Linked DNA regions of Homo sapiens: all the other regions are linked to region 3. A link is a contact called in ENCODE Hi-C or POLR2A ChIA-PET data. All regions are on one chromosome and are shown on one strand. Each heading gives the region's core, a stretch centred on a gene start or an enhancer-like site at or near the end of the contact. The rest is flanking DNA. Distances are from core to core; before and after follow the strand shown. Region 1 has its middle 140 kb from the start of ARID1B. Region 2 holds the start of TMEM242 (transmembrane protein 242). Region 3 overlaps ARID1B (AT-rich interaction domain 1B).

What was found. A loop is a pair of places that touch in the nucleus more often than their neighbours do. ChIA-PET counts read pairs that join two places held with the same protein, here RNA polymerase II (POLR2A). Pooled maps may share reads with other maps.
Region 1: a map with no recorded cell type shows a loop between it and region 3 (6-fold over the local background). The contact joins two enhancer-like sites. A Hi-C loop is called at or near these places in 9 of 37 single-sample maps with no recorded cell type and 4 of 50 pooled maps.
Region 2: a loop to region 3 is called in a pooled map, with 6 times the contacts of the local background. The contact joins the promoter of TMEM242 here to the enhancer-like site in region 3. A Hi-C loop is called at or near these places in 9 of 50 pooled maps. POLR2A ChIA-PET finds 5 or more read pairs at or near these places in 2 of 52 experiments (BJ and activated CD4-positive, alpha-beta memory T cell).

Annotation. Positions count from the first base shown.
Region 1 is chr6:156,633,756-156,638,343 of GRCh38, forward strand. No RefSeq gene overlaps it. Among named protein-coding and RNA genes, the nearest start is that of ARID1B, 140 kb to the right of the region's middle. Within about 2 kb of position 2,941, at least 3 of the 41 ENCODE cell types and tissues checked have a DNase peak (open chromatin) inside an H3K27ac peak, as active enhancers do.
Region 2 is chr6:157,320,518-157,325,499 of GRCh38, forward strand. TMEM242 (transmembrane protein 242) reads right to left here and starts at 3,002. Exons shown (of 4, transcript NM_018452.6): 1 at 2,895-3,002; 2 at 2,188-2,288. The coding sequence starts at 2,982. TMEM242-DT (TMEM242 divergent transcript) reads left to right here and starts at 3,117. Exons shown (of 1, transcript NR_187268.1): 1 at 3,117-3,960. RefSeq lists enhancers at 2,765-3,104, 3,285-3,714.
Region 3 is chr6:157,019,086-157,023,817 of GRCh38, forward strand. The region is part of intron 4 of ARID1B (AT-rich interaction domain 1B); the gene reads left to right. Among named protein-coding and RNA genes, the nearest start is that of MIR4466, 240 kb to the left of the region's middle. RefSeq lists an enhancer at 9-58 and silencers at 2,281-2,800, 3,101-3,190. Within about 2 kb of position 1,951, at least 40 of the 41 ENCODE cell types and tissues checked have a DNase peak (open chromatin) inside an H3K27ac peak, as active enhancers do.

The sequences.
Region 1 (4,588 bases), core at 1,691-4,190, 380 kb before region 3:
GACAGTGCAGGGCCAGGTCCTCTCAGAGGCTCCTGCAGATGAAGAAAAGGGTTGGTTCAGAGCCAAAGGCAGAGCTGAAGCCACAACTTCCAGGTTTAAGTGCTGACTCGGGATGGGTGCTGGAACATGCACCAGGCAAGCCATTCTATAATGTGTATCTGCATGTCTGCAGGTTGCATGGTTGTCACTGAGGAGCTCTCTCCGACTGGGGCCCAGCCTGTACCCTGGCAGATGGAGCAAGGTCCAGGGGAAGGCCCTGAAGCCTAGGAGCACTGGGATTTCTCTGTGGGCCCCTCCTCTGCCAGAGCAGCCATCTTTACCAAAGGGAGAGAACACGGAGGGCTGGTGGGAAACCAGGGAGAGTTTATGGGCTCACCAGCTGTCTGAGCAGCAGGCAAGCAAGTCTGTCTAAGCTACAGGACTTCAGAGGCAGCCCATACTCCAGACTTCCCAGACCTCTCCTAGAGGATGTGGGCAGGCAGGAAACATATCAGCAGCTTGGTAAGACACCAAACACAATCAGAGGGGAAGGAGGAAGTGGGTAACGCCCAAGCACACATAGGCTTGATGGTAGAGGTGGCCATAAAACTCACTGAGGAGACCCATTCTTATTTCCCCCTAAGGCCATCTTACCATCCCCAGGCAAGAACGGTGCTAAACAATGGCTTCCAAGTGCCCATTCCGGAGGCAGACCATCATTGCCATGAGGCAGACCATCACTGCCATTAGCCCACGCTTGCGCACTGCATCCTCTCTGCTCACAAGGGGTAAAAACACAGGAACTCCTGCTTAATGCTGGTTTTTCATTTGGCTCTTTATTCTTATCTGTTCTTGATTCAATGACCATTTGCAGTTAGATTTTTTACCTAAATGGATGATGGTCACCATTTTTTTAGTTACCCCATCTCCAGGGCTTTGACTGCACAAAACTTACATCCAGCTCTTTAGCTAAAGTTAGATTCACCTTGTGTCTTGGCTCTTAAGATTTCAACAAGTTGTCTGGCCTTGCTTGAACTCATAGCTCTGCAAATACAAGGTCTATTGGAAATCTAGAGTTGTCACCTTTTTCCCCTGGGCAATCAACTGTACAATCACAAGGAATGTTCGCGATTGCTATTACTGTAACTCTCGGAACACAGGCACCATAAAACTCTGCTGAATAAAAAGAAGAAAAAGACTCATAACTTAAGAAGCTGCCAGGGTTTAAAGTGTGGCCTTCAGAAGCCCAGGACTGCTGAGCCACTAACGCCTGAAACGCTTGAGTCTGAAAAGAGACATAATGTATATTAGCTTTCTCAGCAAAAGCACTTTAGCCAACTCTGTTTTCATATTCCTCAACTCAGTTCCTTTGAAAATGAAAGTAAAAATAAAGCAATACTCCTTATAATTTCCTCAAGACCTTGGAGTGTGGGTTAAAGAAAATCTGCTGATTCTGCTGACCTCCGCGAAGGTGTCGTGGGGGCGGGGAGGAGTCACTGCATTTGGGTCTCGTGCGGGTCCCTAAGAGCTGGGCTTTGCCTGTGCTTTCGATATTTTCTTTCAAACTTGCCATTTTGCTGCTGCAGCTGGGCTTGTCAGTTTTCAGTACTAATGGGTTGTGATGGGGTGTCAGGGGAAGTCAACAATCAATGCTTGAAAAAAACTGGTGGGGGCCGTTGTGGGGTGGACCATCACTGCTGACATGGCCAGGAACAGAAATACAATGGCCTTCTTTTGTAGAAAAATAGACAAGAAATACTACACTGTGTTTTGCTTTTAAGATTAGTATAGATTTTTATCCTTTGATGACTGGGTTGTCTGCCCTTCCCCCACTGTAAGTTTGGCTATCAAACAACATAGATTCTGGCTTTTAAATAAACCACTGTACAGTATAGTTAACATTACAATTCATGGTGTGAATTGGAGTTGTTTCTTGCAGGAAGATGAATGAAGATGGGGAAATGTCTGCCAAAACAGAGGCATGAAAGAAATGGTGTGAGATGGCCAGGCTCACCTTGTGAATAGGCCTGTTTTAGGAAAAACTCATTTAGACCCCAGTGTTGTGTGACAGTAGAATACCATTACAGTAACGTTCAGCATAATGATGCTAATGGGAAAAGCATCAGTGCCTGGCTGAAGTTTACATCCAGGGCAAGAAATCTCACTGAACATGTTTTTACTAATAATTCAGTAGAACCCTATTGTGACACTGGTATCAGAATGCAAGAACAATATTTGCCTCATGCGTTGTTTTACTCAAGTCATATATCAGGGATTATACGTGGAAAATGATTTGACCCTACTGTAATATAATCTGTGATAGCAAAGCACTTTCAAAACAGGGCTTTACTGTACTTATTGACGTGAATTCTACTCATGCCAAGAATCCCAGAGTGATAATCAAGTAAAATTGTTCTGAGTTAACTTTATATAACACTTGAGTTCCTGAAAAATTTGGGGTGACTCGGAGTAAAACTCAGAATCACATCCTTATCTATCCACTTTGTAAATTCAAATCTACACGTAACAGGTTTTCTTTTTTTTGTCGTTTGTTTTTTTTTTTGAAACGGAGTCTCGCTCTGTCGCCCAGGCTAGAGTGCAGTGACGTAATCTCGGCTCACTGCGAGCTCCACCGCCCGGGTTCACACTTAACAGGTTTTCTTAAAAGAAAGTTCATCTCTATTCATCTTTCTTTATAAAACTGAAAATTTTTGCCTGTAATCCCAGCACTTTGGGAGGCCAAGGCGGGTGGATCACTTGAGGCCAGGAGTTTGAGATCAGCCTGGCCAACATGGCGAAACCACCTCTCTACTAAAAATACAAAAATTAGCCGGGCGTGGTGGCAGGTGCCTGTAATTCTAGCTACTCAGGAGGCTGAGGCATGAGAATCACTTGAACCCAGGAGGCAGAGGTTGCAGTGAGTCAAGATCACGCCACTGTACTCCGGACTGGGTGATAGAGTAAGGCTCTGTCTCAAAAAAAAAGAAAAGAAAAGAAAATTTTTGTTGCAGAAAAAAAATGTGAACACAAAGTGTCTAAAGTTATAGTGAAATAAAAAGCAGCTTTGCTAATCCCATATTCTTGCCTGAACTGTGTTTGTTTCTTTCACCTACTTCACAATCTTACCCAGCCCAATTGTTACTCTCAATTTCATCATTTCTATATTATAAAGATGTTAATAAGCATATAGTAATGTAATGATTGCAGTAAAATAACACAAGTTTATTTTTTTTAAAAAAATCATCCACCAAGAAGATAGGGTGTACTTCTCCTATTTCTCCCACTAATTGCAACTAAAAACCCTAGACATTATATATGTATATAAATCAAACATAAGAAGACTTTGAAAGGTGGATGGAAGGAGGTAGACTGAATGGGGGACTTGGGACTCAAACAATGAGAGTGTTGAGTTCTCTGGGTTTTCTTTCTGTCTCATATAGCCTGGATTTGGAAAGGAAGAAGCTGGCAACACTGAAACCAATAGACGCAGACAAAAATAACACCAGCGAAAGTCTCACTGGCCTTTTTCTTATCTGCAGAAAATTATTGATCTTTGCTGATATGCTTGTTACATGTATATTAAATAGTAATTAACAAGGCCACGTCTCTGCAACGTAGGCTATTTTATAATGCGTGTTGCAAAAATGCCTGCCTGTTCTTGCTGATTGACACAGGAAGACTCCCCTTTCTTCTGGTGTGTGTGGCTCCAGGTCTTGTCTGCAACCTCATTGCTCAGAGCTCTGGTCCCGCGGGTCTCTGTACTCTGAACCTGGTTTCACAAGGGCACGGCTTGAGGAGGGGCTCATTGTGCAGCTTTAGTAGGAAGACAACCTTTCTGTTTGGGATTCAAGCTAAAAATGGATTCCACTGCCACAATTGCACAGCAACATCTATATCTTGCCTGTTAGTGTATTATGATTTAACATCTTCCCGAGTTACAAGAGTTCAGAAGATTACTATTTAGTCATCTTAGGCTTATCATTGTGTAGGCTATAAACGGTCAGAAAATCTTGAATGAACAAATAAATATCTATTGGCACCACAGCTCAAACAGAACTGAAAGTACGTACACATACACACACACACACACACACACACACACACACACACCCCAAACACTGAAAATGCTGAATAAACTATTTTTTAATGCATACTCAAAAGCAAGGAAAGAAAATTCCCTGATGTCAGGAAAAAAGAACAACTCAAAGAAAAAGAGGTGAGTGCAAGCTGAAGCCAAACAGATGACAGGGGCGTTGTAAACAGATACAGGCCTAACAGGCGTGGGACTCAAGTTTTAACGCCTGTACAGCAAAAGGAGATGAGGCCTTGGGCCTGTACAAGACAGAAAAGCTGAAACGAAACTCCTGTTTAAACTGGAAGCCATGAAGCTGTGCCTAGGTGGTGACACTGAGCTTAGAAAGTCGGTGCCTTGGTTTAGAGAATCAGCAAGGGAGCTTGCCATAGTGCAAGGGGTAGGAAGCCTCACCCATAGGAAGCTGAAGCCAGTGCCTGCTACACACATGTGTGGTGTTCACATCTGTATTACCTACATGAGGAGAGAACCCCAACCAAGAAATTAAGACAGGCACTGATCCAGCAATCCCACTTC
Region 2 (4,982 bases), core at 1,752-4,251, 300 kb after region 3:
TGGAGTGTAGTGGCGTGATCTCAGCTCACTGCAACCTCCACCTTCCAGGTTCAAGCAATTCTTGTGCCTCAGCCTCCCAAGTAGCTGGGATTACAGGTGCATGCCACCATGCCCAGCTAATTTTTGTATTTTTAGTAGAGATGGGGTTTCACCGTGTTGCCCAGGCTGGTCTCAAACTCCTGGCCTAAAGTGATCCGCCTCCCTCAGCCTCCCAAAGTGCTGGGATAAAAGTTTTCTAAAATCTAATTTTCACTTGAAAGCTTGAATTTTATCAGTGGCAATAAATACTGACAATTGTTTGCTTGAAAAGACAAGCTCATTTTATTCATTGTTAAGATGTCTGCCAAATATTCTTTCAAGTAAAAATGATATTCTATAGGAAAAAAGTGGCTAGTTCAGCTTGCAATTCAATTGCTTTTCTAGAGAAAAAATCCTACTTCAGTATAAAATAGAAATGCTTTATGTATTTATTTCCCATTTCTTTTTTTTTTTTTCTTTTTTTTTTTTTTGAGACGGAGTCTCGCTCTGTCACCCAGGCTGGAGTGCAGTGGCGAAATCTCGGCTTACTGCAAGCTCCGCCTCCCGGGTTCACGCCATTCTCCTGCCTCAGCCTCCCGAGTAGCTGGGACTACAGGCACCCGCCACCCGCCCAGTTAATTCTTTTGTATTTTTAGTAGAGACGGGGTTTCATCGTGTTAGCAAGGATGGTCTCAGTCTCCTGACCTCATGATCCGCCCGCCTTGGCCTCCCTAAGTGCTGGGATTACAAGCGTGAGCCACCTCGCCCGGCCTTGTATTTCCCATTTCTTTACACAGAATATTAAAATGAGGTTTATTTGAAGGTCATGATTTAATAAAATTAACTATTTTATTTCTTCAACAAGGACACTGTTAAGTAATACTGGCTTTAAAAAATACAGGTACTTTGTAATGAAGGACACAAGGACTTTCACAGTTTGGTGCTACTGCCTTAGACCAAGGTATCAGCAGTTTTACTCTCCATTGCCTCTGTACCATTAGTACAAGCATCTTAGTATCATTATGAAAATAGTTCTGACTTCATGGACCCAAGGATCAAGGATCAGCAGGGTTCTGTGGACTGCAGTTTGAAAACCACTGTTAGACCCCGAAGAGCATCTGTGATGATCAAATCTCAGAATAACAAAATAGGATGGAAAGTTGTGATATGTGTACGTGCGCTCTTCAGCCCCAGAGAATCCCTAGTTTTCATCAGATTATTAAAAAGATCAGTGAGCCAAGGATTAACATAACTTAGGCTTAGAAATCAACCAAAACTCTACTGTTAAGGCACTACTCTGATTTCCACCACAAAATATATTTCTGCTCTGAAAACATTCTATAACATAGAGAGAAAATGACCCACAAGGTCCATAGCAGTGATTTAGGAAGCTCCATATAAGCTTAGAGCATTCAGAGGGGATCCAAGCACACTTTAAACATGGTCTCTTGCCATTATGGTATCGATAAGGCTTAAGTATGATTATTAAAGATAAATGTAAGTGGAAAGGAAACTTGACTTTTTATGATGTTTTACGTAACACTTTTCCTCCATAGCACACATCAAATTGTAATTACACAGTTATTTGTGTGAATATTTATTTATTTATTTTTGAGACAGAGTCTCGCTCTGTCACCCAGGTTGAAGTGCAGTGGTGTTATCTGGGCTCACTACAACCTCAGCCTCCTGGGTTCAAGTGATTCTCCTGCCTCAGCCTCCCGAGTAGCTAGGACTACAGGAGTGCCACACCACACCTGGCTCATTTTTGTATTTTTAGTAGAGATGGGTTTTCGCCATGTTGGCCAGGCTGGTCTCAAACTCCTGACCTCAGGTGATCTGCCCCTCTCGGCTTCCCAAAGTGCTGGGATTACAGGCATGAACCACGATGCCTGGCCCAAATTTAGATTCAAAGTCATGTTGTGAATAGGAAATGTACCAGATAAGCTTTCAAAGTCTTGTTCCGCTAAAATTTAAGAAAGCACATAAGTACATCCTTCTAAATGAAAATAAAGACTTGGTTAATTTGTACATTTCTAGAATCCATGAGCGTATATAAATTCACATCTTAAAGCAATGTGAAAGACCATCAATATTTTATTTTTTCTACGCAAAAGCTGCCATATATTGTAAACAATAACAATGCTATGAATGGATTTCAGTGTCACCAACCTTATTGAACCATTCAGGGCTTTTCTTTTTAGCCAATGATAATGTTGTAATAAATCCAGCTAGCATTCCCGCTGCAGCAACGGTACCAAGGAAAATTCCACCTGCCAAGAGTTTCGGGGAGGAGGGGGGATATTAAAAAAAATTAAATAAAAAGAGGTTAAAAAGATGTACAAAAGTAAGTTTAAGATACTATTCGAGTTACAATCAAAATCACTTTTGAAATTCAAGAAACCATGGCTAAGCAGCTCTTGCTAACAGTAAATGACAGCGGCTGAGAAACACGCGTGACCGCACGACCTCTGGTTCCTTGGGTCATTCCGAATTATTATTCCCGAGCGCAGAGAAAAGGTTCAGCTTCCCTTCCCCTCTCCCCTGGGACCACAGCGTGAAGTTTCTCACGGGGAGGAGAAGAGACGATGGCAATCAGAAAAGGCAAGGCTCTAGAACAATTGCAGAGGTGACGGGGAAATATGGCACGCCCGGGAGAATAGCTCGCGGGATCTGCCCCCCGCCCCGCCCAAGGGGAGACTCCACCCAGTAAGCGACCTACCCTCCCTGGGCCGCCAGACTCCGCGGGCTAAACTCAGGGGCAAGCACAAGCTAAGGGCTCTCAGAGCGGGATGTGTGTGGGAATGCCCGCTCCAGAGCAAGCCAGGGTCCGGGGTTAACTCACCCCGACGCCCGCACCTCACCACAGCACATCTTACCTTTAACCAGGAAAAGCCGGTCATTCGTGGACCCCGGAGCCTCCAGCCCAGAGGCCGGCTGCCCAGTTGCAGCGCCCGCTGTCTCCATGTTTAGGTCGCCTCTAGTGCGTCCGTCCCCAACTGGGCCCGGGTGGAAGCGAGAACCAGGCGGAGGAGAAAGGTTCCGCTACCGCCTCCTCCTGTGCAATCTGAAGAAGGGTCCGGAGTGCGGCCGCTGTCCCCAAACCCTCCTCCCGCGCCGGGGCCGGGAAGACGTGCTGTGCCCAGCCCCAGGGGCGATGCCCTCCAAGGCCGTCTCTTAGGGAGGATCTTTTGATTTCTCCAAGGAGATCATTGCTGGACTTAAGTGATTACTTTGGCTGTTTGAAAGAACGCTCAGCCCCGACTGTAGGAGGCAGTGAGGGTCGCAGATTGCGCCAAGATTCCAGGCCCCGCCTGTGAGACCCTGGAGCTCATTTTCCTGATCAAGCTTACATTGTGTCCAACGATTTGGCCAGCGCTAACACTCCACGATTCTAAAACGCAAGCCTAGGTCTTCTGTCTGTACTTTTCTAGGTAACTTCCCAACAGTGTTGAGGAATAAGTGACAGGCTTTCTCCCTGGAGGAGAGCCAGCCACCCGGTTCTGCGGTGACGGGTACCTCCGCCGCGGTGTGAGTGCTCGGCCTCCGTCGGGAAGTGGAACACTCACAGGATGACCGAATGAAAGTACCACCCCCGAAAGGAGAGCGACGCCCGCTGGAAGCGCTTGCAGAGCTGCCGGCAACGTTGACCGCTAGCAAGCTTGGTCTTCCGCTGGGAGGCTGGTTTGCCCATTCTGTAAATGGCCGTGGAGAGGAGGAGGCTAGTGGTGATAGAAAATCTTTTCAGCCTCTCAGAGAACAATGACATCTTGTAAAATAAGGCGGTCTCTCTGCTATTTGTCCTGCCCCCCATCACCGGAGGGCATGAGTTTCCTGAGGATGGAGATGGGACTCTATGTTCAGTTTATATCCCCCAGCTTTCAGATATTAACTGGTTACCAACATCAAATGCATGTTGGATGAATGAGTAAATGAATGCATCCATTTTTGCGTCAGTGAAGTGCAGTTAATAGCTCAAACCTGGGCTCGGGTCCTAAACCGCTTCTCAGGTGTGTGAACTTGGGGTAACTTAGCCCCTCTATAGCTCAGTTTCCTCACCTGTAAAATTTAAAAACTGGTAGTAGGCCAGGCGCGGTGGTTCACGCCTGTAATCCCAGCACTTTGGGAGGCTGAGGCAGGTGGAGATCAGAAGTTCGAGATCAGCCTGGCCAACATGGTGAAACCCCGTTTCTACTAAAAATACAAAAATTAGCGGAGTCTAATGATGCGGGACTGTAATCCCAGCTACTCGGGAGGCTGAGGCAGGAGAATGGCTTGAACCTGGGAGGGAGAGGTTGCAGTGAGCCGAGATCGAGCCGTTGCACTCCAGCCTGGATGACAAGAGTGAAACTCTGCCATCCACCCCATCCCGCCCCCCCCACACACAAAAACTGATAGTACCTAACTCATAGGATTACTGTGAGAATTAAATGAAGCAACATCTATAAAGAAGTTAGCACAGTGCCTGGCACATATAAATATTCAATACATGTTAGCTCTAACTATTACCACCTTTGATTCCAGTAGCTATTTTGCAGCATTGCCTATGGGGATTTTTAAAAATGATGGATTATCAAGGTCTATCTACCACGGGAGATTAGAGCTCTGAAGGCCCGCGGGTGGCAGGGCAGAATGTAAAAGCTCCGTGGGGTTTCTGATGATAAAAAACTACTGCTCTGTTCAAATTTTTGTGTGGATGAGATCACACAGAATGTATGTGACCTTTGGATTTCCTGGAAACACGTCAGTATCTGAAAGGGCTTTTAAGCTGGTAAATGCTGTGCTAATTTGTTGAAGGACCTATCCTTTTTCCTTCCCCTCATACATAACAGTAACCATAGCTGCTAACATGTATTGAGTGCTTTCTATATATCTGACATTGCACTAAGTGCTTCAAGTACATTATCTCATTTATTCCTCTCCATAAACTCAGAAAGACTAACTTGCTCAAGCTCACACAGCTGTTA
Region 3 (4,732 bases), core at 701-3,200:
AAAGCCCTTTATCCCGAGGTAAGAAGTCTAGACCCAGTTCTGTTGGTCTGAGGGATATTAAGCAGAATGACATGTTCAAATCTGTTATCTGAAGAGGACACTGGGGGCACTGTGAGGGAGAATGGGTTGGAAAGAGCCTGGTGTCAAGGAAACCAGTTTCACAGTATTCTAGGCTTAGGAGGAGAGATGCGAGTCTCAGTTAAGGCATTGGTAATGGGAATGGAGGCTAGTCTGTATTTCAGGAATGGTCAGATGATGTTTATAGCCAGCATCTGGTAAGTGCTGATTTCATTCTCATAACAACCATCAGAGCAGACTGTCGTCATATACATGAAGAAGCTGAGGCCCAGAGATGCTAAGAAACTTGTCTAACTTCTCCAAAGCCACTGCTTGGAGGAGTTAAATTTAGTTCTGTTTAGTGTTACCTGAGTCCATGTTTCACTTCCTATTTCTCTCTAGATTTGGAGGAAAAAGCAGTTCTGAAATTGTAAAATTTCTAGCCTGGTGGCTTTTGCTTTCATTAAGGAAGGAGGGAAGAACTTGTCCATTAAATGTTGGTACTCCTGAAGGTTCTGTTTTAGGCTCTATCGTCCTTTGTGATGCCTTTTTATGATAAAACTCAGTCATCCACGCTCACTCAACTGTCATCTAATTGCCTGCGAATCCATGTTCTTTAGTCTCCTGCAACTTGTGCCATGACCTGTATTTCCTGCTGCCAGCGGGTCACCTCCGCGGATATACCACAAGCATGTCAAATTGCCGAGGACACAACCATGCCATTCATTCTTCCCACCAAGCCAAAAGAAAATCTGGGTGTATCTGGACGACTCCTGTCTTCCCCTTCATATGCAGCCATTATGTTTCTAGAGCTAGAACCATCTGAAAATCTTAAGTCCTTTAGGGTTTTTTCGCCCCCTGCCTTTCTCTTTTAGCAAAGATAAATAAAAAGTGAAACAAATTGGCACAACTTGGAGGATGAAGAAGTAGCAAAAGACAAAGCTGTTAGAGGGATAGGAGAAAGTCATTTCAGGAAGGAGGGAATAGACATAACAAGCAAATTTGCCGTTCAGGAAATGTTTTATTTAAGAAAATTAATAATATTTAGAAAATAAATTGGATGGAAATAAATTTTTAACATTCCTTCTCTGATGAAGAACTGACCTAAAATGTAGTTAGTTCTTTATTCTTGCTTTTTAACCTTGTAGATAACATCATGTTAGTCATTTACCCCCATACAAGTTGAGCACTCTGTAAGGGATGTAATTTAAACATGTCTCAAAACCAAAAACCAGTCCATGGGCAGATCTTTTTATTGCGATAATATATAACTACATAACTGTAAATTGGAACCTAAAAATATATATTTAATATGAAATTAATTTTTTTTAATTAACCCAAACTTTAACTTTTTTATAAGGGGTTGTGTTTGAATGCTTTAGCCACTAGGCATGTGTTTTTCTTTCTGATGCTGTTGGAGCTATAAATAGTAGGTAGAACTGAATGAGATGGCATCACATAAACAACAGCCTAGCTTGGTCATTTCTCCTACTCAGATCGCGAGTCAAAATATTAAACAGTGGTGGTTTCAAACTATATGTAATTTCCTCAAAATTATGCTTCTCTAATATTTTTTCCATCGCTTTTTCCTCACCAAAGATTTGTTACCTCTCCCCTTATATAACTCTTGGTCATAACTCAATAAATTATTTTTTTAAGGAGTGGTACGTGAGTTTATGCTGTACGTGGTTTCTTTGGCTGATCTACTTGAGTCCTTAATTTTCTTACAAAAAGTAACCTGGAACTTATGGCTAGAAACGATACATTCTTACAATATTAATGGCCGAAGGAACGTTACTTCTTTGCAGAATTCGATAAAGAAATGAGAAATTCGGGGACCCGGAAACTTTTAGCGCTTGCCCTGAACAGCGGCCCGGAATCTCCCGCCCACCCGTCCCTGCCCGGATGCCTGCGCGGCGGCGGCGTCCTTCCCTCCTCGGCTGCGCTTTTACTCTTGGTCAGGGCCCGCTTGAGAGAGGGGGATTTTAGAGAGAGGGTGTGAAGGACGCAGGACCGCTTTCAGGCCGCCAGCTCTCAGGCCTCGCTTTCCGGTCCTCACTGCGCGTCCACACCTCGCCTTGGTTTCTTTTGTTTTATTCAAGCCCCGGCCCCGCGGTACAGCGGGGAGACTCGCCCGCGCCCACGGAAGAAGCCGAGCTCCTCCGAAGGGAGAACCAGTGATTCCACGGACCCCGGAATCCCCCGGGAGTGGGACCACCAGGCAGCGGGCGGAATTAACCCTGCCGCGGAGGCGCTGGGCGAGGATGAGGGCGGCGAGCGCGGAGGGGACCGAGTCACACAGCAGCCCGGCGGCCTCTGCCGGCAGGCCCCGCTCGCTCCTTTCGGCCCGACCCGGGCGGGGGTTCCGGTGCCGCCCTCCCTACCCCGCACGTAGGCTCGTGGGGGCGGGGACAGGGGGACGAAAACAACCGCGTCCTCAGCCTGACTGAACAGGCTCGGACTCCTCCGACGGCGCCGCGCCGCGCACAGATGAGCCTTTGTGGGACCCCGCGGAAGGAGGCGCCGGCCGCAGCCACATTCCTTTCCGGGCAAGCGCGGCCGCCGCCTGCAGGCACCGTCCGCCCCGCGCGCCCGCAGGCTCCTCCTGGAGGCGGGAGGCGGCGGCCGCTCGCACAGCGTGTTTTCTAAAGTTTCTGCTGACACAGCTTCGCGTACACATGAGCCGGCGCGGCCAGACTCACGCAGGCACCGAGTGTTTCCCCTGCGCCGTCTCGCGCCGCCGCCCCGCTACCTCGCCGCGCGCCCCTAACCTCTGCGTCCCGCGTGGCGCGCCCAGCGCTTAAGGTTTTATTTTTCCCCTACTTCCTTTGGTGCATCTCTTTCCCCCTCTCAAAACCACCACCCAAACTTAAAGGCTGGATGAGTTGGAACCCGTTCGCGTAATTAAAACGAGTGGCTGACGGTGGAAAAGCCAGGAACTACAGACGAAGGACGCCAGCAGGGCCGCGGAGCCCAGGCCGCCAAGAACAGGGCGGGGAGGCGGGGCGGGGCCGCGGAAGGGGGCGAGGTGGAGGGGCGGGGCCGGCGGGAGGTGGGCGGGGCGAGGCTGGCAGGCCGCCGCCATTGGCTGTTACCCGACGCACCGAGGCTGGGCGGCTTAGCCAGGCACTTGGATTCTATTTGTGTAATAGCTGCTTCTTGGAGCCAAGTGCATGCTCATCAACCTTCCTTGCTGGGAAAACCAACTCACAGCATTTTTTAAAAGCCGAGAAACGCCTAGGCTTGTAAAGTTTCATCTCCTGCCTGTGCTTTCCTGTTCTTAATTAAATGCTGAAGAGTCTTGTCGGGATATTACTTTTCATCCTGTCTCTGCCATGGAGACTTTGGGATCACTGGGTGGTCTCTTGGTCACTTGCAGGTGTTTTAGGTAGGATGTTGCAATCTGCAATCTAGGAACATTTGACGACTTTTTCAAGTAAGCTAAACAACACATGAAACTATAGTAGATTAACCAAGACATGCATTTAATCCAACTAGTAGCAATCAGCGACGGCCACTTTGGTTTTACACTTTTTGTTCACTCTGTGAACTATATAATTTGACCATAAATTCTAATTTGTTCTCTTGTTGATAATTCTTATGCAGATAACTTATAACTTATGTGTGTATTTTTATCAGACTCAAAGCAACTTAATTTTGGAATTCTGCAAATTTAATTGATGATCCATTATAACAACGTAGGGTTAGGGTTAGGGTCAGTTTTCGGTGTTGATGTAGAGACAGAATCCAAAAGTATTTTGAAATGTTTAAGAGAAATGGCCTTGAAGAGTTCTGAATATTAACATTCTTCTGTTTTTATGCCTTGTAGTGTTTACCGCACGTGTGAATATGCATAGAAATTTTCATGTAGCAATTTCTGTGTTTGTGATCTGTATACAGATTTTATAAAAATAATAGCAGGGACATTTCTGACCTTGATCATTGTTGTTAACTGATGACATTTGCCAGTTACAGTTTAAATTAAGTTGAATTTATTATTTAGGTGTTTCATAAGAAGGAGTGAGTTGCATACTAGGATATACTCTTGTATTCCATATCCTCTCCTCACTCCGGCGCTTCCTAACAGGAAGAGCAAATGCATTGTGAGGATAAACACTGATTGGTTACTATCTGTAGAGCAGGATTAGCAGCTCTTTTTAGATTTTGAGCTGCAATCTCTTTTAATAGTGCTTAAATTGATGCAGGTCAGTGAATTTTGTGTTTACAGGCTTTTAACTCCCTAGCTTTGTGAATACTGAATTTATGGAAAAGCTTAATTTTCTCTGTATCTCAGAAGGGATATGTACAATTAAAAAAGAAAACAATACAAATTATTTTACATAAACTGGAGCAATTTGGAAACAGTGTAATAAGGGTTGAGTAAAAGATTTCTCCCCATCGTCGTGGCATATTCTACTGTTACACTTACCTGCCATTGCTCATAATGGGTCTGACGTTGTAGGTACATCTAAGTGTGGTTTGCAGTCACTATTTTATGTTATTTGGAAAGTCTTGGATTTTAAAATGTTAACCCAAATAAATATCAACAAGGCATATCTATTTGGGAGTCACTTATGACTTCTGCCCCTCCAACAGTAATTTCTATTTGCTGCAAACATTTGCCAAGTTTACGGCAAATTTTGAAGTTAAACTTTGCCTACCTAATATAATGAGT